Linked DNA regions of Homo sapiens: region 2 is linked to region 1. A link is a loop called in an ENCODE intact Hi-C map of the cell type or tissue named here. Cell type or tissue: PC-3. All regions are shown on one strand. Links, peaks and the distances in the headings refer to the core of each region. The heading gives the core; the rest is flanking DNA.

The links. A loop is a pair of places that touch in the nucleus more often than their neighbours do. Peaks named below come from ENCODE experiments on the same cell type or tissue, not always from the same donor. Only the 100,000 strongest peaks of a DNase experiment are listed, where the experiment ranks them.
Region 2: it touches region 1 in a loop (3-fold over the local background); 14 of 110 quality-filtered maps call a loop at or near these places.

What each region holds. Positions count from the first base shown.
Region 1 is chr18:68,656,252-68,664,593 of GRCh38, forward strand. No RefSeq gene overlaps it. Among named protein-coding and RNA genes, the nearest start is that of TMX3, 55 kb to the right of the region's middle. In PC-3, for the core only: CTCF peaks have their summits at 4,312 (motif pointing left), 4,511 and 6,722; a DNase peak (open chromatin) is centred at 4,330; H3K4me3 peaks cover 452 bases.
Region 2 is chr18:68,732,322-68,740,663 of GRCh38, forward strand. It overlaps a transcript of CCDC102B not described here. Among named protein-coding and RNA genes, the nearest start is that of TMX3, 21 kb to the left of the region's middle. In PC-3, for the core only: CTCF peaks have their summits at 1,552 (motif pointing left), 3,611, 3,814 and 4,846 (motif pointing right); DNase peaks (open chromatin) are centred at 2,180 and 3,610; H3K4me3 peaks cover 544 bases; H3K27ac peaks cover 961 bases.

The sequences.
Region 1 (8,342 bases), core at 161-8,160:
GCTTTTTACGTCTCCTTAGGCTCAGCTGTAATTCTTACCCATGTTAAGTTTTCTTACGACAAAAACAAAAAAAATACTTTTGGAGGTGATGGATATATTTATTGCCTTGATTAAACCTAGAACTTATGAGTATATCCATATACCCAAACTCATTAAATGTTATTCATTAAATATGCACTGTCTTTTGTATATCAATTATACCTCAATAAAGCTATTATTTTAAAGAAAGATTTAACTATTTAACTACATGAGGTAGCTTTGTCATGTGTCCATTTGGCTAGGCTGAAAAACATTTCCCAGAATTCTCCCTCTTCTATGTTTCCCATTAGCATGGGCCACACGTACATGTTTTTGAGTGAGATTTGCAGGGTGGAAGTAAAGCCATAGCATTTGTAGCCCACACACTGTGATACTCGTCTGCTGACTAAGCTCATTGGCCGGAGGCAGAATCTTGTCCTACACATGTCCTTACACAGCTTGACTTTTGCTTCTGTGCTTCCTGGGCCAATTTCTCAATACCTTCAAAGGTCCTGACTTCTGAAATGACACTCGTAACACAAGGTGAGCACCAGAAGAACTAACACAGGTGAAAGTCACTCCTGGGGGTTTCAGCTGTGCTTATGGACTCCATCACCTCCCATTCATGTTTTCTTCCAAAGTGCCTACCCTGTGAACTTTAGTAAACTTCAAACTCCAACATCAGATGTGAAGACAACAGCCTTAGAAGGACTGCCTAACTAGCTCACACAGTTCCAACAAATCCTTATAACAAATCTGTGTGTGTGTGTGTTAGTCTGCTCTCACACTGCTATGAAGTGATATCCAAGACTGGGTAATTTATAAAGGAAAGAGGTTTGACTCACAGTTCTGCATGGGTGGGGAGGCCTCAGGAAACATACAATCACGACGAAGGTGAAAGAGAAGCAGGCACCCTCTTTACAGGGCGGCAGGACAGAGTAAGTGCAAGCAGGGCTAGACGCTTTTAAAACCGTCAGATCTTGTGAGACTGACTCTCACGAGAATAGCATAGAGAAAACTGGCCCCATGGTTCAATTACCTCCACCTGGTCCTCGCCTTGACACATGGGGATTATGGGGATAACAATTCGAGGTGAGATTTGGATGGGGACACAGAGCCAAACAATATTAGCGTGTGTTTGTATATATGCATTTAGATATGTATCTTCTGGTGTTTTTACCTCTCTGATTGAACCCTGCTGAAACAGAATTTGCTATTGAGAGTGGTTCCAGAGAAAGAGAATATTAAGGATATGTTCTACGCATTGGTTCTGGGATTTCTGGAACCGGTTCTCTGATTTAATTAGATTTAAAAGCACAAATGATCGAGTTTCCAGTGCAATGGAGCATTAGTAACCCATGCATGCAGTGTCAGAACCGTTTAGACAATCACACCAGCGTCTGTAAGAGTAAAGGTTCCAGGTGACCAAGCATTTGCTGTCTTAGGATATTTTGGTGAAAATAATAGGTAAAATTGGATGGATTTATTGCTGCTAGAAGTGGAGAACTTGGGAAAAGAAAATGAGATCCTCTTTTGCTGAAGTTGGGTTACTGAACTGAGAGTGAATGAAATCCTGAAAACTGGCGTGAGAACATGTGGAGAGATTCTGATTAAACTGGGCACCTCGAACACCGAATCCCACCGAGCACCCTTTGTTGGTAGAAGCAGCTTTCTCAACTCTGTGCAGAAGTTTGTCCTCTTTGGCCAAAAACACCTGTAGTTACCTCCTTCCTGGAGGTAGTTGCCAACAGGCCCCAATTTATGAAAATTTACGTGTGACCAGTGAGGAGGTATAAGGCCAACTGAAAGAATGGCATTATTTTGCCCATTCATATTGACTGAAACCCAAGGGTTTGTATCAAAATATAAATAAATCCTAAAACCTAATAAGTGAAGGATAATCCAGTTTTTTAATGGGCAAGGGATCTGAATAGAAACTTATCTAAAGAAGACAGACAAGTGGCCAACATGCACATAAGAAGATACTCAAATTATTAGTCACTAAGGAAATGCATATCAAAACTACAGACGACATGTTATACCCTTTAAGATGATTAAAATAAAAGAGACAAACAATAAGTTTTGGCAAGGATTTGAATAAATTGGAACCTTCATACAGAATAGGTTAAAGTTTGCCTAGGGCTGGTTGGTGAGGGATGAGGAATATAAAGAAAAGGGAGTGACTGCTAATGGGAACAGGGTTCCTTTTGATGTGATGAAATATCCTAAAATTAGGTAGTGGTTACAGTTACATAAGTATGGGAATGTATATAAATAAAACAACAACACTGTGCAATTTAAAAGGTTAAATTTTATGGTATATGAATAAAGCTGTCTTTAAATACAGCTGTCTAAATAAAGGTCTAGGGATATTGGAATGTTAGTGTGGATTTATCAAGTATGACCTGCTCTGGAAAGACCTAGAAGACATATCTTTCCTCACAGCTGTGAGAAATCAACTCAAGGGGGAAGCTCCAGCATTTTTGAAGAGTTCTCTCTTCTGTAAGTCGGAAATCACAAGGAAACTGCTACACTGAAGTGGGCTCTCTACCCAAGAGAAGGAATGGGATTCCAGGATGGCGGAAGCTGTTGGGAGCTGTTGGAACAAAAGAATCCTTTCTTTCCCCTCTGGAGTTTTAATATTTGAGTCTGACAGAAAAACTGACAATAGACCAATTAACAGGAAAAAGGCAAACACATTTATTATGTGCACGGGGGCATCACAGGAAGCTGAGGACTCCATAACAATGGAATTTGGAAGGCTATGTGCCCTTCTTCATCGGGAGAAGGAGTAGAGGATGAAGACATGTTAGAGGGGGAGAAAATAACTTTTAGAGCAGATGAGTGGGCCTGGAAAACAGACAACCATCTGGTACAAAGTCATCTGGACTCTAGGTGTGGTGTCAACTGTAGTCTTCTTTCTGTGATATGCCTCAGTCTCACCCTGTTGATAAGACATCTGGGGAAGGGATTCACAACAATTGACTATGTTCTGGAGGATCTGGCCTTTAGTAGATGGGAATACTTCAGGGAAAGCCCATCCCTGCATTTGCTGTTCCCTAGGAGCTCTCATTTTGAAGTCCAAAGCGGCATATTTAAGGGGATTATTAATATTTCCTGAGCTCCAACAGAGCCAAGTGAGGGCACTTAGTCACTGAAGACAAGGTGAGTTACTGGAATGGCCAATTGTATAACGTCTGATAGTCAAACTAGAACTGAAACTGATGGACAGTCCAGTGAAATTTTACTTGGCCTGATTAAGCGGAAAAGCTGTAGTCTGTTGAACTGAAGTCTGAATTGAATAACCAAAATGAGAGTCATGTCCCTCAATTAATTTACATTTCATACACTCAAAGCCGCTGAAATGGCTGCCCTGTGCCCAAATTCTTACCCCTGAGGCAGGGTGAAGAAAGCCTGAAGCCATCCCATTGAAAAAAAGACACTGCTGCATAGCAAAACAAAAATAATTTACACCTGCAAATCATCCTCTTTATGATCCCACCCAAGGACTCAATCTATTTAACATAATGACAGCTTTGGGTAAGAAAAAATGATCAGATCTTGAGGAATTATAGGATTTATTTCATGGTTCTAAACTGACAATACTTCCTGTGGTCACCGGTCAGAGTAGGAAATTGTGGCTGTCAGATAACTGATGGAGTGTTAGCTGGAGTCTGCCTCACAGTGGGCCACCTTCTGATTATTTTCCTAGCACCAGAATGGTTACAGCATCTGCAAATAACTTGCAGAATTCCCGTGTGTACCTGACCATGGAGTGAAAAGAGAGCAAAACGGAAGCCACTGGAACGGCCCCTGCCTTTGACAATAGTAAACCCAAGGTAGTACACATTCCTGGAGTGCAGAGATTGTTGCCACCATCAAGGACTCGAGAGATGCAGGGGTGGGGATTCCATTCTATTCATCTATTTTGTCTGTGTAGATAGCAAATGGATATTGGAGAATGAAAGCCGATTATTGAAAATTTAATCAGATGGGGACTCCAGTTGCAGCTGTTGTTCCAAATGTGGCTTTGCTAGAGGAAATTCACACATCCCCTTGTATCTGGCATGTGACTATGGACCTGGTGAGTACTTTTTCCCTCTATACCAGGAAAACTTGCAAGCTGAATCCAGCCTGTATCCTATTTTTGAAGAGCTCTTAAGCTAAGAAAGGTTTTTACATTTTTAAAGAGTTAAAACAAACAAACAAACAAACAAAGACTGTATGACAGAATCTGTGGGACCCAAAGACTAAATTATTTAATTGCCTGTCTCTTTATAGAAACAAGTTTGCTGACCCCTTGTGGTGCTTTAGAGAAAATATTTTTGTAGCTGAACAAATTTTGCTGAAATGGGACCAGGACTAAATACAAGCCTCGGAAAATAATTTTTGACTGCCTATGTAAAACTCCAGAAAACTTTACCCCCTGGAGGTATTTGTCTTCATTTCAGAAGGGTGTGGAGACCTGGGCTGGGAGACGCGGGGTTGCAGAGCTGGAGACAGTGGTGTTATCTTGCCCCTGGTGAGATGGATTTATATCCTAAAGGGTTGGAGATAAGACTCAGGGTCCTCCTGAAGAAGCAAAAGTTCTCTCCCTTCTTTGAGGAAGAAAGCTGGACAGCATGCACAGAAGCACCTGGACTCTTCCCAGGATTTTCGCCTGAAATACAAATACCTTATGCACAGGATGGCTTCAGGCTTCCATCACGCTGCCCCAGGGATAGGAATTTGGGCACAGGGCAACCATGAAATTGTTTCCTGGAAAGTAAATAATGATTAATCCACTCTAGTCCAGAGACCTTATGGATGCATTCAGTATAAAATTAATAATATGACTATTAAAAACCTAAGATTTCTGCTTTATACTTCTTAGTGAAGATCATAAGCAAGTATTTGCTTTAAGCTGAAAAAGTTGGCAATATGTCCTTCGGGGATATATCAGTTCTCAGTTCCATACCAGAATCAAGCCCTAGGGAACTTCACCGTCCTTCAGTGATTTATCGGTTCTTCAGTCCCATACTGTCCCTCATTGTCCTTTAGGGATTTATCAATTCTTCAGTCCCATACTATTCTTCACTGTCCTTCAGTGATTTATCAATTCTTCAGTCCCATACTGTCCCTCACTGTCCTTCAGGGATTTATCAATTCTTCAGTCCCATACCAGAATCTAGCCCAAGGGAACTTCAGTGTTCTTCAGAGATTTATCAGTTCTTCAGTCCCATACTATTCTTCACTGTCCTTCAGTGATTTATCAATTCTTCAGTCCCATACTGTCTCTCACTGTCCTTCAGGGATTTATCAATTCTTCAGTCCCATACCAGAATCTAGCCCAGGGGAAATTTTATGGTTTTTTTCTTCCTTCTCTGAGTGTCACAGTGGTGTATTGCACTGATATTAAGCTGATCGTATCAGTTTGCTAGGGGTGCCATAACAGAGTAGCACAGACTGGCTGAAACAACAGACATTTTGTTTTCTCACAATTCTGGAGGTTAGAATTCCAAGATCAAGGTGTGTGTTGGCAGGGTTGGTTTCTTCTGCGATCTCTCTCCATGGCTTCTAGATACTACTTTCTTCCAGTGTCTTCAAAATGGTATTCCCTCTGGAACAAATTTCTTCTTCCAGCAGGACACTAGTCACATTGGATTAGGGCCTATGCTAATGACTTCATTTTAACTTAATTACTTCTTTCAAGGTTCTATCTCCAAATATAGTCATGTTCTGAAGTACTGGGAATTAGGACTCCAACACACGAATTTGATGGTTGCGGGGGGGGGGGTGGTGGTCATAATTCGGCCCATAACACAGACTAAACCTGCTGAGCAGGAAGTTGCAACTACCCTAGACACATTGGTGAGACACTGCATGTCAGAGGACAGAAAATGAAAATAAGTCCTCCAAAAATTTAGAGGTCTTTCATTTTGGTGAAGTCACTGATGGTCCAATAGTCTGGGACATATCAAGATACTACTTCTAAGGTGAAGGTCAGGTTGTGGAATCTGTTCCCAATCACTAAGAAAGATGTATCAATGTCTAATAAATTTCATCAGATGCTGGAGACAACATGTACCTCATCTGGGCCCATGACTTCAACTCATTTGCTAAGTGACCTAAACACTTGCCAGTTTTGAGTGGGGTCCAGAACAAGGAAAGGCTCTACAGTAGTGCGGGCTCTACATGGACAGTGAGACCCAGCACATGTGATGTGTTTATCTAGGTGGCAGACTGAGATGCTGGTTGGTGCTTTGGGCAAGTTGATAAGAGAATCACAGTGCAAACACTCAAGATTCTGGAGCAAGACCATATTGTCTTCTGTAGGTGTCTATTTATTTACCTTTGGAGAAACAGCTGTTGGCCTTAGCAGCTGACTGCTTGAACTTGGACCACTAACTTGCCATGTGAGCTGAGTTTTTCATCATGACAAGGTGTTGGCTGATCCAATGAGCCATAAATTTGGACATGTACAGCAGCAGCCTTCCATTGTTAAATGAAGTAATATGTATGGGATTTGGCTTGATTAGGTCTTCAGGGAACTAGTAAATTGCATGAGAAAGTACCCTAGATGCCTCTGACCTGTACTTCTGATACATTACCTTCTCCCTTTCAGTACGGCCTCATGAGGAGGTCTCTATGATGAGTCGTCTTGGGAAGAAAAAATGTGGTCATTTCTGCCTGTGGAATTCATTTCACTTTAACAGCATGCAATTCATTCGTCTCACCATTAGTCTTCCCCATCCTCCTGAAGCAGCTAGCTTGATTGAAGAGTAGAATGGCATTTGGAAGACTCCAGTACAGTCCCAGCCTAGGCTGGGCCCTATCTACCCAGATGGTAACTGTCTGCAGGGCTTGGACAAAATATGTATCGGGATCTAATATAAAGCACTATTTCTCCCATAATAAGGATTCATGGGTCTGAGAATCGAGGGGTGAAATGAGAGGAACCTCCTTTCATTATTATTCCTAGTAACCCACAAACAAAATTCTTCCTTCTAGTCTCTGCCCCTTTAGGCTCTGCTGGTCTAGATATCTTATTCCAAAGGGAGAAACCCTTCTATCAGGCACCACCTGGCCACTTTGAGTTCCTCACGCCACTAAATCAACAAGCAAAGAAGGGGTTGCTGCACCTGCCGGGGCATTTAATCCAGATTACCAAGGAGAAATCAAGTGGCTTCTATATATCAGGGGTGAGGAGAGGTTGTCTAGAATACAGCATGCCCTCTGAGTTGCCCCTCAGCTCTCAGATTTTCTGTGATTAAGGTCAATGGAAAATTATAACAACCTGATTCAAACAGAACCTTTCCAAAAAGAAAATTTACATCACCTCATTAGGCAAGGAACAATGACCAGCTGGGAATTGCTGAGGGCAAAGAGAATATGACATGGGAAGTGGAAGGAGGTGGTTATAAATACAGTTACGATCATATGACCAGTAGTAGAAACAAGGATTGTAATAGTCATGAGTATTTCTACTTTAGTTTTGAAATGAATATATATTTATATATGCACATACACACGTGTTATGCATAGTATAAATATTTTTGTTTTTTTAACCTCTCTTATCCCCTTAGTATCTACCGTAAGCTGTGTTAGCAGAACTTAACATAGCATTATGTTAAACAGAAGCTTGCCTTAGATACCATCTTTATTTGGTGATCAAGTGTGGTTCAGGATTATAGCACCAGGTGTATGGCTGCTGGTGGCCGCAGGTAGCCTCTTGCGGCTTTCTAATGTGTCAGCTTGGCTATGCAGAATACCTTCAAATTCCTGCCCTGCGTTATTCCTCTGAAGATGAACCACAAAGGGATCTCATGTGAGAGTGAGGGCAGAATTCAAGATGCAGACATTTGCAGCTCACACACACGGCTGACCTCGACATCTCCTCACTGGGAGGCATGGCTGGGCCTGAAGATGCTCCACCTTTATCTAGGTCCTCTTGCTGCTTCTCAGTCAGATTTTGGGTTTAGCACCATCAGGAAGCCTTTGGAAGGGCTCTCAAAGCACCAAGATCAGTGGCAACAAGAACTGAGATGGGTTTCAAGCTCAGGCAGCAGATGCAAAGCTCAGGCAACAGATGCAAAGACCATAGCCTTACAGAGATGTTCAACCTGCTCCCACCCACTGTGTAAATTCAAAGTCTCGTAGTAAATGTGTGTCGGTGCGGTGGGGGGATGGGGAGATTGAGAGGGTACACATCTAGTGTTACTGCTTCAAAGATACATTATACTTTTTAATTTAGCTGTCTCTGGACATATAACATTTTCGTGTTTTTTTTTTTAATTTTCATGGAAACATAGCGGAAATGTTTACTTTGTCATAATTAATATATG
Region 2 (8,342 bases), core at 309-8,308, 76 kb after region 1:
CATTTCTTGAAGGCCTTCTTTTTTTTTCTCTCTCTCTTTTTTGGGATGGAGTGTTGCTCTGTCACCCAGGCTGGAGTGCAGTGGCGTGATCTCAGCTCATTGCAACCTCCGCCTCCCAAGTTCAAGCAATTCTCTGCCTCAGCCTCCCGAGTAGCTGGGATTACAGGCACCCACCATCATGCTCAGCTAATTTTTTTTTATTTTTAGTAGAGACGGGGTTTCACCATGTTGGCCAGGCTGGTCTTGAACTCCTGACCTCAGGCGATCTGCCTGCCTCAGCCTCCCAAAGTACTGGGATTACAGGCATGACCCACAGCGCCCGGCCTACTTGAAGGCTTTCTACAGAAATGTCTCATAGTGATCTTTCTTTTGTAACCCTCACCTGCCTGCAGACAACATGAATTCATCTATTTAGAGTTAAGGTTTTCCAGTTTTCTCTTAAAATTTTTAGGATACCATAGTTCCCAGATCTATGTATTAAAAAACTATGATTTTGAGTCATCCTTGCTATGCCAGTTACAAGTTTTACAGACCAGGGACCATCATGGCTAAACATCCATCGCACAAGTGTGGAGCTCCCTTCCAGATTCCTGGGCTGCGGACTTCCATAGACTGATTTAGCCTAGGGACAAAATAAAGACATCCAATGTATAAGGAGAACTATATGAAAAAGAAAGATAGAAAAGTTGGTGGGGAAGGTTATGCTAAGGCTAGAGCGACTCAGAGAAAAAGTAGACTCAGTTAATGATCTTTATGTAAATTCGCAAGTCTTTCTGAACTAAAACAGCTCAGAAATGGAGCCAAAGCCAACCACATCAGCCCCAAGCAGTGAAGGGGATTTAATGAGGTGGGTCTGAAAGAATAGTACCAAGGACTGATGCCTTTCACACACACTCTCTTTGTCGTGGAGAATAAGACTGCTGATTCAGAATTAAAAACTACTGTTGTTTACTAACAGCCAATTAAAACATTAAAGAACAGGGGAGAAATGTCATCGCATCTTGGTTCCTTAATCTGTCAAAATTACAAATACTCTTGCTTAAGTCTCTTTGCAAATTACCTTGTGGTTGAGGAAGGAGCAAACAGGGATGAGAAGATATTTTAATACTCAACAACGGAGAGGAAAGGTAACCTTAGAGTCACAAGTTAGACAACTTTATATATATATATATATATATATATATATTTTTTTAACTTAAGCATGCTTTAAGAAGTTAGACAACTTTAGAGATTTCTTTGAAAAGAACACTGAAAATATACATTTCATAGTGTTTTATTGCAATAAACCCTTATATCAATCAACCTCACGTGTTACGATTTGCTAATCTCTATAGATAATTAACTTTAGATTTAGGAAATAAACTCACAGTAGCTTACTTAAATGGAGAATTTACCTAAGAGGACTTCCAAATTCCTTTATAACTTCAACGATTAAAAATTTTTTACACTTTATTGCATGTTTGCTCTTTCCACTTTGTGATGCCTCATAAAAGCTAAGATTATTTTTATCAACCTGTAAAGACCTTTAGGTTCCTTTACTGATAAAAATGGTGACATCTGCTGGAACTATGTAGTTCAGCATCAAAGAGTAAGGTCCGAACAACTGCCTCGACTCACATGTTGGCTGCGTTTCTGCGTTTCCAGGAGAGGTCACAGATACACTTGCAAATGGGGAAACAACAGTCTACACGTTATTTAGAATGAAGATTTATCATGGACAAAGCCAAGCTCTTTAAGACAAGATTTCAAGAGCTGAAAGCTTCTAGAATAATATCTTTGCAAAGAAACCCACACTACTAAGAAGCTTAAAAAGTCAGAAAGCAGTTAGTAATGGTTGCTATAGAAGCAACTGTAAACCTGTCCTCCGGGAGGAACAGAAGAGAATAGTTAGCTTCCCTCAGGGAAGCAGGTTCTAGGGCTCATTAAGAGGCACAGGTGACAGCAGATACCTAGCTCTGAAAAGACAAATAGTTAAGAAGTGCCTGTCTGTAAGTTTTTTTTATTACCAGAGGCTGCAGCGTTAGGGGTGTAGAGATTAGCCAGAAAAGCAGGGTGCAAACATATAAATTATTGTAAAATCCAGACTGTATTTTGTCATCAGCATTGCAGAATGTTTTGAATGACACAGTATGACAACAACAAGGGATTATAGTCATCATCTGGCTTACGGAGAAATTTTATGCGTCGTGTGTATTTAAACCACAAATACCAAAGATTTTATGTGCAGTGACTCAAATGTCACAATTTTAACTCCGTTTCAGATTTGAAGCAATGCCTGCTAATTCAGCATTCTGAAAATGAGTATCCTTGTTTATTTTTTTCATATTTTTATAAAAGTTGATATTTTTATTTTTTCTCAGGCTAGAAATACTTGATAATTTTTATTACTGTTCTCTAAATCTTATTTTCCAGAACTTGGCAGGATGAAGACAAAGTGTGTGAAAGGTATGAGTTGTTCTTTTAAATTCTCTTTTACCAACCTGCACATATTTTCTAGGAATTGAGAACTGAGTTTTTGTGGATAGTCTTTTTTAAAAAAATTATTTAGCAATTGAATTTTCAGACCACAAAATACTTTAGGGTTTCATTTGATCCACAATACCGTATCTCTTGCAGCAACTCATTTTAGTAGTATTTCCTTCATGAAAGTTTATACAGGACTTGTTTAGGGAGAAGAATTTCTGAAACTATATATTGCTGAAATACCTTTTTATTATAGCAACATTTTATTATTTATTTGTTTATTTAGAGATGGAGTCTTGCTCTGTCACCTAGGCTGGAGTGCAGTGGTGCAGTCTCGGCTCACTGCAACCTCTGCCTCCCGGGTTCAAGTGATTCTCCTGCCTCAGCCTCCTGAGTAACTGAGACTACAGGCGTGCGCCACCACACCCGGCTAATTTTTGTATTTTTTTTTTTTAGGAGAGACAGGGTTTCACCATGTTGGCCAGGATGGTCTCAAACTCCTGACCTCAGGCGATCTGCCTGCCTCGGCCTCCCAAACTGCTGGAATTACAGGGGTGAGGCAGCGCGCCAGGGCTATAGCAACATTTTAAAAGGACATTTGCTTGGGTATATAATTTTATATCCAACATTCTTTTCCTTAAATATTTAAAAATATCCCACTCCTTCCTTTGTTGCATCCATTTTTGTTGCTACATCTGATATTCTGATCCTTGCTTCTTTGCAGGTGATCTCTGACTCACTGTAAGCTTTGTAAATTTCTCTATGCCTTGCATGTTCTAAAATTTCTCTCTAGCATTTCCAGGCATAGTTTTTCTTTGCATATCCTGTTTGGCCCAAAGGCAAATCTGGCAATGAAAACCCAACTCCTCACACACCCGTGACTCTGCTGAACTGCTTGCACTTCTTACCAGGTGTCCTCATCACACTGCTTTGCCCATATCCAGGACTCTTTAACCAGAGGTGCATTTTTTTGATAAGTGATATGTGAGATCCAGTATAAACTAACCAATTAAAAACACCTCATGTTGTAAGATCTGTGTGCTCTGTTGTTCTAACTGAATGTTTTTATCTACAAAGCATGTCTTTTGCCAATTTCTCTTCTAACGGGGTTAATTCCATCCTTAGAACCTGGCATTAGAGGGACATCATGTGGTAGTATAAGGTTATGCAGGCAGGCTTGTCAGCAGCATTCTTTGTGAATCACTTTTCTCTTGAGAGATCAACTCTTCATTCACAGAATGCACTTTTGCTAACAATTATCATATGCCAAATATCATATCCTTTATACAAAAACAATACTTTGTCACTGTATAATGGATTAAATTATTTAGGTGGAGAGGAATTTTTAGGATTTTTTTTAAAGTTTTTGAAATAAATATAGGGAATAACAATTCTAAAGGTTGTTTTAGGATATACACTAATCAAGAGTATAAAACTACCCAGTGGATGTCACTTTTCAGAATGCCTTAAAGTCATTAACATTTGAATCCTAACCAAATTTTAAAATAAGTGTGAATGTTGCTTGCTCGTCAGAAACAGTGATGATAATCTTAAAGTCCAGGAATGGCATCTGTGAAACACAAACATCTTTCTCCAACTTGATGGTGAATTAACGCTGAGTATGAGCTAACGTAAGAGCTTTATTATTTAAATTGTGTATTTTAATAGTATTCTGATCAAAACCATTATTAATGTTGTTGCCTTGCACCGCGCACATCTTTATATCATTGTGTTCTAATATGAGATAAGCATATGGTTCTTATATAATTTTTTAATGTAATAGTGTTAGTTATGTTTGTGCTGTGTTTTCTTTACATGTTTTTATTTTGAAGATTTACATCAGATCCAGTTATTTATAGGCCCTTTTACATGGAGGCAGCAAGAGGAATGAGGAAGAAGCAAACTCAGAAACCTGTGATAAACCCATCAGATCTCATGAGACTTATTCCCTATCACTAGAATAGCACGGGAAAGACCGACCCCCATGATTCAATTACCTCCCCATGGGTCCCTCCCACAACAAGTGGGAATTCTGAGAGATACAATTCAGTTTGAGATTTGGGTGGGGACACAGCCAAACCATATCAATATCTTATGTTCTTTTTTATACTAAATCTTTGAAATCTAGTGTGCAAACAATCGTATCTCACTTCAGGTGCTCGACAGGTGTGTGTGGCGAGTGACGATGATATCCAGTGGCACACACCTCAACTGCACAAGAGTTGGTTAAGTCTTGAGCCAAAGGGGTCAATGTTTGTACCCCCAATTCAGTTATTGGCTATACTCTGCCCTCAGAGGGTTGGGAGGAGTAGTCTCAAAGGCAAAGTGGTTCCTGTTTGTCTGAGGGTGATTTTTCTTGAGAAGGTGTTCTCTTTGAGTTTTACCAGCAGGGGGTGGGCATGGGGGTAACATGTCTGGGCACCCGAAAACAAAGTATTCTTGACAGTCCCTGGGGACGCTCATGTACACTTGTTTCTCACATTAAGTTCCTTCAGTGCACACAGGGCTTCTCCAGGATTACATTTTTTTTCTGAGAAAACTATGAGGAAGGCCAGTGGGACCAATGATAGCTCCCACTGCAGGCTTGGTCCCAACACTCTCTCATACCCAAGATCTCCCTTCTCCACCAGCGTTATAGATTCTCCTCCCCATTGACTGGCGCTTGTGGTGGTGGTGGTGGTGGTGGTAGTGGCAGTGGTGTGTGTATGTGTGTGTGTCTGTGTGTGTGTGAAGGGAGGGTTGTGTGTGTGTGTATGTGAAGGGAGGGTTTTCTCAAACTCTCATTGCTGCAGGATCTGACTCCCTGTTTATTTTGCCCTTATTAATGGCTATGATTGGCTGTAGAGTTAAATCCACAATGCTAGTAACAAAAGACATCCTGGTAGATCACCAGAGTGCAAGATATCTTCTGCTCTGTCTCAATTATGTAGCAGCAGCCCTGTTTCTTCATGATTACAGTTAATTGCTCCTGCTAATAGAGCAACTTCTTTCTGAGCTAGTTACTTCACTAGCACAAAGAACATAAACTGAGCAGTAATAACTTTAAGTTTAGTGCAATCCACATTGTTCCTCTTGGTGGAAGTGATTTCTTCTGGGAATCAGGAATGCTGCACCCACAGAGACTATATTTGTGCACATTGGAAGTACAAATCCCTTGAATGTGGATGGCAGTGAATGGCTACTTCCCCCTTTCTCTACCTAGACACATGTATTTTACATTTTGAGGACCATATAATGACCACTCATTTAATGTGTGTATTGCATAATAAAAGATAGTACACCATCCCCTTGCAGGGTGTCACATTGAAGCTCATGACTCCCTGTATCTACAAAGCCTACTTTATCACAGGTCATGGTTCTTGCATGCTGTGGGAGGAGGTAGGACCGGGGTATTCCTTGGTCGTATGTCCACTGCTTCACCTCCATTGCTATAAAGTGGGTATCTGAGAATGAGTTGATCGTATGCAGGATCCTATGTGAGCAGAGTAGACATTCTTTGCTACAGAAATATGTAGCAAAGAATAAGAATAAGATGTCTTATCTAAAGATGTCTCTTTGGATAAGAGTGCTTGCTGAGATATTGCAGACAGGAAAGGCAGACTCTTACCTGGAATACGGGTCTATCCCATCCAAGATTACATATTACTTGGAAGAATGGAGGGGATCTGATATAATCATTTCCAAATAATGTCCAATATAGACCGTCTGAGAGGTGCTCTCAGCACTGGTCCCCGATGGTGGTGTGACAGAGCTTCAGCAGCTGCTGTAGCTAATTCACCCTTTGCCAAAAGAATCTCTTGCCGTTGGACCCATGCATCTCTGCCACGATGGCTGCTTCATCTGAGCCCATTGCATAAGCACCGGGATGACTGTGAGAATGGAGTTTGACTAACATTTATTTTTTAATTTATCTTGTCTACTTGCTTGATGAGTGTCTCTTTGGCAGTAGCTGCTTCTGTGGGCAGTAACCTGATTTAGAAGGATCTCCACACTTTGTTCCCACTCCATGCCTCCCACGCATCTCATCTGCATGCCTCTCCCCAGACCTCTCTGAATCCAATCTACCAGGCCTGCTCTTCCTAGGCCTCTGACTGCACATTCAGCACTCCCCATGATACGCCCTTATTTTAGCCATATCTGTTTTCACACAAAGTGGATGGCCAGGCACATTGCCTGAACCTCTGGCCATTGGACTGTAGATGAGCAGCCTTTTGTTTTTTTTTTTTTTAGACCAGGTCTTGCTGTCACCCAGGCTGGAGTAGTACAGTGGTGCAATTTCACATCACTGCAACCTCCACCTCCCAGGATCAAGCGATTCTTGTGCCTCAGCCTCCCAAATAGGTGGGATTACAGGCATGTACCACCATGCCCAGCTAATTTCTTGTATTTTTAGTAGAGACGGGTTTTCGCTGTGTTGGCCAGGCTGGTCTCAAACTCCTGGTCTAAAGTGATCTGCCCAACTTGGCCTCCTAAAGTGCTGAGATTAACAGGCGTGAGCCACTGTGCCATTTAGCCAGCTACCATTTGTTTTTGATATGCACCGAAATTTCTAGCAGGCTCACTGTTTCATGAACAAAGCTTGAGCTTTTTATTCTTTTCCTTTGCTTTTACTCACCCCATCCCCTGCTGCCATGATGCCATAGGCGTGAGCTTAGGACAGATACCTGTTCACTACTGGCAGGTGACATGAGAGTCTAGGTCAACATTTTATGCAACTTACTTGTGACCTCTGAGCCTGCCCATGTTTGATACTGGATGTGATTAGTCCATTGTACTACAGATTATGGCAGGGTCCACCTATAACTTGGTGTTTCTGAGAGTACACAATATAGTATTTTTGTCCATGACGTCACTTGGTGACTTCATATCTCTAATTCCACTATTACCCAGTAGTAAATCAGAGACTGTTTTACAAATGGTGTATGTAGTTATTTTTTGCAGATGACATGCCTTCTTCCAAACCTAGAGATTTAGCCACAGCCTCTTGCTGGGGCTTACCAGAAGCTCCTCCTGTCATCTGTCTCTATTAAGACACATCTGGAAATATGAGATGGCCCAGGTAGTAGGATTGCTGCTACACAGCCTGGAACAGCTGCAGAGCTTCCTTGTTGTGTGCTGCCTTCTGAAAAAGCAACTTGTGTCCCAAGATAATTGGATTATGATATCATTACTAGTATGACATATGTTGAATTAAGTGGTATTCTAAAAATAGTTAAATAGATATTGAAACACAGTCCTGTGTTATCTCTTAAGGAAGGATTTCTCAACCTCAGTACTATGGACATTCTGGGTCAGATAATTCTTTGTTATGGAGAAGCGTCCTGTACAGTTTAGGATGTTTACCAGCACCTTGGCTTTTACCCACTAGATTCCTGCAGCACCTGCCCCAGTTGAGACAACCAAAAATGTCTCCAAATATTGCCCAATGTCCCTTAGGGGATAATCAACCCCAGTTAAGAACCACTTGTTATGTGATTCTCTAGAATTTCTCCTGTATTGATAAAATGAATGTTTGCTGTCATTTTAAAGATCTAGGAAAATTTTTCTCCAACATCAATCTTAGTTTTGAAGAGGTTACAAAATCTTTGTTTCCTCGAGTTGTAAGTAAAATAAAAATGATTATAAAACTTAAAATCCCCATTATAGTTTCCATATGAAACATTTGCAAGTCAAAGAAAGTTTTGCTTTGGTTTTACAGGATTGTTACTCCTATGCCATGATCAGATCATTCATGTGATCTCTAACATCGATGTGAGATTGACATATGATGGAATAGGGTGTTGGCAAACACTTGCTTTTAATGTGAGGAAAATCCACCAGTGCAGTGGTGAGGAGGTGAGGACCTTGGCCATTGCTGGCATTGGAGGTGGTGGAGTAGA